Linked DNA regions of Homo sapiens: region 2 is linked to region 1. Evidence: chromatin contacts called from ENCODE Hi-C or POLR2A ChIA-PET data. All regions are on one chromosome and are shown on one strand. The core of a region is the stretch at or near the end of the contact, and the rest is flanking DNA. Distances in the headings are between cores, read along the strand shown. Region 1 overlaps ADK (adenosine kinase). Region 2 overlaps KAT6B (lysine acetyltransferase 6B).

Region 1 (2,965 bases), core at 146-2,645:
GCCAGACATAAAGGATCACATATTGTATGATTCCATTTATATGAAGTATCCATAATAGGTAAATCCACAGAAACAAAAGCAGATTGGTAGTTGCCAGGGACTTGTGGGGAGTGAGGAATGGGGAATAACTTTTTAATGGGAAGATAGGGTTTCTTCTTGGGGTGCTAAAAATGTTGAGAAGTAGATAGAGGTCATGGTTGCACAACACTGTGAATATAATTTTATGTGAATTTTACCTCAATTTTTTAAAGAAATCAGTTGATTTAAGACTTAACTGAATTCTAGAATTTTTGAAATGAAGGTGTTTCTCAAGGTCATCCAACCCAATCTCCTGTTTTTCACAAATGAAAAAACTAAAACTCATCAAGATTAAATACTATATATCACTAAGATTGCCTAGTAGCTAGTCCAAACCCAGGCCAGAATTTGAGTATCTGGATTTTTAGCCCAGTGATTTCTTTTTAAACTACTGCATGCTGCTTTATTATCAATTGCTATTTTTTTTAAATTTTTTTCTGGGAACATACTACAAGTGTTAGTTTAAAAGTAAACTAACATAAAAGTAAATACAAAAAGAAGCATAGCTTCCTTTGTGCCACATATAAGAAATGTAGACATAGAGAGTGTTTATTGCAGTAATTTGCCAAAAAGCAAGCCATAGTTTAAATTAGAAGAGGTTTATTCCCTGCAGCACTTTCACAATCACAGAAGGCACCTATATTTTAAATGTAGTCTACATTGGCCTGGCTTATGAACTGCAACCTTCTATGATTGCAATTCACTTTTTTAAATTAAAAAAAATTTCAAAATAATTTTTGCATAATTATTAGCACATTCTACCACTTGATAATTTTTTGTTTCTTTCAATAGACGAAAGCACTCACATTGTAAAAAAATTATATAAATGACCTTGTCTTGTGATGAAGCTAGAAGATCTGTTTTCAACGAAACTATTCTCAGAGGCATCTAGGGAGAAACATTTGAGTCAGGTTGGGAGTTAGAGATAGAAAGCAGCAGCAATTAAAGCAAGATAATGTATTACCCCCTGGAAATTGGGTGTTATACTCAAATGTAAAGGACTTGTATTGATTTAGTGCTAGCCTCAGAAAATAGTCAGATGTCCTCATTTTAAGGGAAAACTTTAGGAAATGTAATTATATCGTTTCTTTCTCTCTAAATCTGCCTTAGTTTTCAATTTCTTTATGTAGTTCGTTACTAAGAGGAAGCTACACTCTCATTACCACACTAAATGGATTTTCTATTAATATTTATCTCCAATGTTATTTTTATCTGGGTTGTTGTTTTCATTTCTACTTAGTATGTATTTTCTTCTTTCCTTTTAGTTCAGAGGTCAACAAAGTATGGCCTATGAGCCATACGCTACAATAGCAGAGTTGAGTGGTTGCAACAGATACCATGTGGCCTGCAAACCTAAAATATTTATTGGGGCATTTTACAGAAAACACTTGCCAGTCCTTGCTTTAGTTGACCAAGTAGAAAAGGAAGAGCAGATTCTACAGAGTGAATAAATATCACCAGCAAAGGAAAGGATATAGAAAGGTACAGGATTTATACTTAGGCTAGCTAGAAACTCCATATGGTCAAAGTAAGAGTTTTGTGGATGTGAGTCATCAGAGATTATATAGGAAAGATAGATTACTGTCAGATTTAGAGGATTTTTAATGCCACTTCAGGAACTTGAGCTACTATTGTTTAGGAAATGAGTCATTTAAGGTTTTTTGAACAAAGGAGCTTTGCCAGAGCAGGAAAGTGTTGCAGTAGGGTTTACAAAGTAATGAGAGTTATCAACTAAAGTTATATTAATAGGAAGGATGACATAGTTCCAGGAGTTGCTGTATAATTAAAATTGATAGGACCTTAGACACTGCATTTTGAGACAAAGAGATAATAGTTTAAAGATTAAAACTTCATTGGGCAGAAAAATTATTATTTATACACATATTAGGGAAGTAAAGAGCTAATTTTTGTGGAAGGTTTAAGTTGATGGAGAAGGATTATAACACTACATAGGATAAGAAACAAAACTGATTACTAGTTATCAGCATTACTGAAGTTGTTCACTCATCCCAGGCACAGGCAATTTTTTACTCGCCATATTTTATCTCCAGGGCACCCAGCTGCCATCATCTTGTCAGGGTCCATCTCTTTATAAAATCCTCTTACTTTGCTCTCCAGAATCCCACCCTGATACACAGATTTACTTACGCTACCTCATACAGAATAAAGTACTTCCATTTTCCAAGTACTCTGAACCATGCTCAAGAAGGGCTTTAGCTCTCTCAAATAAAAAGACTTATCTCAAGGTGTTTAATTCAAGTAGAGCCACAGTTCCGAAACTGTGCACTGACACCCCAGGGTACTGCAGCAGACTCACAAGAGTGCTACAGGATATTTTATATCGGTTTCAAAATTAAATTTTGCTACATTCCTTTTGGATGATGTCTTTTTAAAAAATAATTACTGTTGTTGTTTTTTTTTTAATATGTACCTCCTGAAAAATCAATGCAGAATGGGAAATGAAGGTAGCAGTATCCACTTGGAATACAAGGCTTGAAGAGTGTGCAGTATTCCATAAGCATACATATTCATTTAGTAAATACAGTTAACCCTTGAACAGTGCCGGGGGTTAGAGGCACTCCCCTCCCCCGGGTAGTTGAAAATCCATGTATAACTTTTGACTCCCCAGAAACTTTACTAAGAGCCTACTGTTGACCAGAAGCCTTACCTGTAACATTAATCATTGATGAACATGTATTTTGTATATTATATGTATTATACAGTGTATTTTTGTAACACAGTAAGCTAGAGAAAAGAAAATCATAAGGAAAATATATTCATTGATATGGTTTGGCTCTGCTTCCCCACTCAAATCTCATCTCGAATTTTAATCCCCATAATCTCCACATGTTAAGGGAGGGACCTGTTAGGAGGTCATTAGATCATG
Region 2 (2,965 bases), core at 238-2,737, 510 kb after region 1:
CTCCAAAACTGACAGATTCCTTTTTGAAATGTACTTTGTTTGAAAACAAAGAAAATTTCTAAGGAGATTTGTATTCTCATTTTTTCTTTCTTCAATCTTGCTGTGTATTTTTGTTTGCTGTGTGAAAGCTCATCATCCAGAATTGGAATTACAACATACTTTGTCCTATTTTTAAAAATTACAGCTGGTACATACACACAACACTCCCTTCCACATATACACACAGCATTTTAGGGGGCTTGTAGGAGAGCAAATGGAAAGGCAAGTTGCTATTCCAACCATCCTGTCTCCCAAACCTGGTTCTGAAATCAGTGGTACTGCCATGATTATGTAAATAGCACCCCTCTCCCACCCTCCACCATCGGTCTGTGGGGTTGGACCAGACCAGATGACTAGATATTAGAATGAAGTGTCTCAGCTGCCTCAGTAGAACCTCAGACCTATAAAAGTAGGCAAAAGAAGTCTCAGTTTTTGCATTTAGTGATTTAGTTAAGGAAAATGTTCAATCGCAGTGTTTTCGCAGCAGGAGAACAATCTTAAAGGTAAAGCATTTTAAGTGCATGCAGTCATTTGTTTGGCGCAGATGCTTTATTTAAAGTGTATATGTGTTCGATTAAGTTTGCCATCTTAAAGCCTTTCAGTGGTAAGTTCTTGTTACCAGAATTTTGTAACTTAGACATGAAAATTTTATCCAAGTTTCAACTTGGGGAGCAAGCCTAGGGGGAGCCAGGTATTTAAAATGCTTTCTTTTAGTGAAAACTGAAGAATTAAGTTGTCTTCTATTTCAATTGTGTTATTTTCTATTTCAAAAACTATTTCTTTTTTTAATGAATCTCTAATGTAGACTTTTGCCTATTTATAAGAGAGGAAATAATTTTAAAATGCCAAATTACTTCATCTTTAAATTTTTAAAAATAAATGTGTTTTTCCTAAAATATCCTAGAATTTAAAAGTGGTTTGAACTGTGGAAAACTTAAAAGGTCAAAGAGGAAGACCTTCCTCTGCATGCCTTTCTAATTTCTGTCATGCTGAAGGCCATAGCACTGGGGCTTTCTCATTACCTAACTGAAAGTGCCTCTGGGTCACAAATCAGAGCATTAACTTAGTTTGGTGATAGGCAATGGGCTTCGTGAACAATTTGGTTACTTCAACAATTTGGTAAGCTATTCTTACATCAACATATTTTTAAAAATTCTTGCCTTCCCCAATTTTAGTTTGGGCATAAATGATACTGACAGAGTATAACATCTCTCATTCCATGATCATTTTATCTGTGTGGCAGGTGCCTCATTTTCCTAACAAGGAAATTGAAGGATGAATCTATATCATAGTCAGTCACCTTATTAAAAAATTTTTATTCTTCTAATCCACTAGACCAGGAACTCGGTTGTGGTGACACACCATACACTCACAAATACTCCTCAGTTGAATGTTTAATGAAATGAAACTCTGTGAAGTGTATCACACAGTTGTTTACGGAGTGGCCATCCTCCCCTGCGTCAGTTCAGAGATTTGCCTGCTGCTGGGATTTCTCATTAGGCACCACTGCTACCACTATAGCCCTGTGAGGTGGCAAAAATGAAGAAGTGGTGCTGTACCCCATTTAATATTCTGGCCCAAGTATAGTCCCCCAAGGCCCTTTCCTTACTGGGACCCATAATATATCTGAAACCAGGCAAGTCATGAGGTTGGGTGGAACACAGACATCTGTGGCTTTTTAAAGCCCCAAGTGAGTCTGATGTGCAGGCAGGGTCGAGAACCACTGGGCTATACTTGAAGACAGAAGAAGGAACAATAGGCCAGGTGCAATGGCTCACACCTGTAATCCCAGCACTTTGGGAGGCCGAGGCAGGAGGGTTGCTTGAGCCGAGGAGTTTGAGACCAGCCTGGGCAACATGGTGAAACCCCATCTCTACAAAAATACAAACATTAGCCAAGCATGGTGGTATGCACTTGTTGTCCCAGCTACTCGGGAGGCTGAGGTGGGAGGATTTCTTGAGCCCAGAAAGTTGAGGCTGCAGTGAACCAAGATCACACCACTGCACTCCAGCCTGGGTGATAGAGTGAGACCGTGTCCAAAAAATAAAAGAAAAAGGAGCAATTAATTCTCTCACTGGGTAAGAGAATCAGGTATAAATGCCATCTCACACAGATGTCTCTGGCCCTCAGGCTGCTTCCATGTGGCACGTGCTATCCTGGCACCTCCGGCTCAGGAGCACATCCACAGAGGTCTACGCTTCTCAACACAGGGGCGGTGCAGAGGGAGGGAAGTCCCCTTTCGTGCTGCCTGATGCCCTACTTGTGAGTTCATTTTCTTTCTGAGCACCTGTACCTTTCCCTGGGGGACTGACATGCAGAATGACCAACCCCGCAAGGGAGTCCACACCTACCCACAGAACCATGGAACCATCTGGTAAATCCCAGCATGGTCAGTCAGCTCAGAGACACAGGCACACCACACGGCATCGGGGAGTCACACTCCTGCCATACATCTTCCACTGTGGGAGTTGAAGGAAGACCATTCCACTCTGGAATGGACTTGAAAGGATGGGGACATTCAGTAAGAAAAATCAGTGGCCCTTTGGGGAAGAGCTCAGCAGTGGAGGTCTGCTGAGGAACTTGTGGGATCCCAGAGAAGAGAGATCTAAGAGTGGGGCTTAGAGTAACAGGCTGGTATGTGACCCAGGGCAGCCAGCCTCCTTCCCCAAAGACATGCTGTGTCCATGCTCAGGGTTTCACTGGGTCAGGCCATTTTCCCAGAGACACACTTGAGTCTTGTTGAATATTTGAGTCTTTCATCTGTCTTGGGACTGTCCCTGGGCTCTGCTGAAGCCCTAAGCAGTCATTGTTTCTGTGGTTGGATGGGCTAGCCATTTCCTAAGGGTAGTCCTTGAAGTTAAGGACTAAGGGGCCAAAGGGAATTTGGGGGCACAGAACTGTGTTTGCTGGGAACTTTGTTGCCATT

The links. A loop is a pair of places that touch in the nucleus more often than their neighbours do. ChIA-PET counts read pairs that join two places held with the same protein, here RNA polymerase II (POLR2A). Pooled maps may share reads with other maps.
Region 2: a loop to region 1 is called in a pooled map, with 2.8 times the contacts of the local background. The contact joins two enhancer-like sites. A Hi-C loop is called at or near these places in 1 of 168 maps with a recorded cell type or tissue (PC-3) and 5 of 50 pooled maps. POLR2A ChIA-PET finds 5 or more read pairs at or near these places in 1 of 52 experiments (GM12878).

The regions. Positions count from the first base shown.
Region 1 is chr10:74,501,741-74,504,705 of GRCh38, forward strand. All of the region lies in intron 6 of ADK (adenosine kinase), which reads left to right. Among named protein-coding and RNA genes, the nearest start is that of ADK-AS1, 26 kb to the right of the region's middle. Within about 2 kb of position 1,396, at least 4 of the 41 ENCODE cell types and tissues checked have a DNase peak (open chromatin) inside an H3K27ac peak, as active enhancers do.
Region 2 is chr10:75,010,369-75,013,333 of GRCh38, forward strand. The region is part of intron 13 of KAT6B (lysine acetyltransferase 6B); the gene reads left to right. Among named protein-coding and RNA genes, the nearest start is that of SNORD172, 9.9 kb to the right of the region's middle. Within about 2 kb of position 1,488, at least 2 of the 41 ENCODE cell types and tissues checked have a DNase peak (open chromatin) inside an H3K27ac peak, as active enhancers do.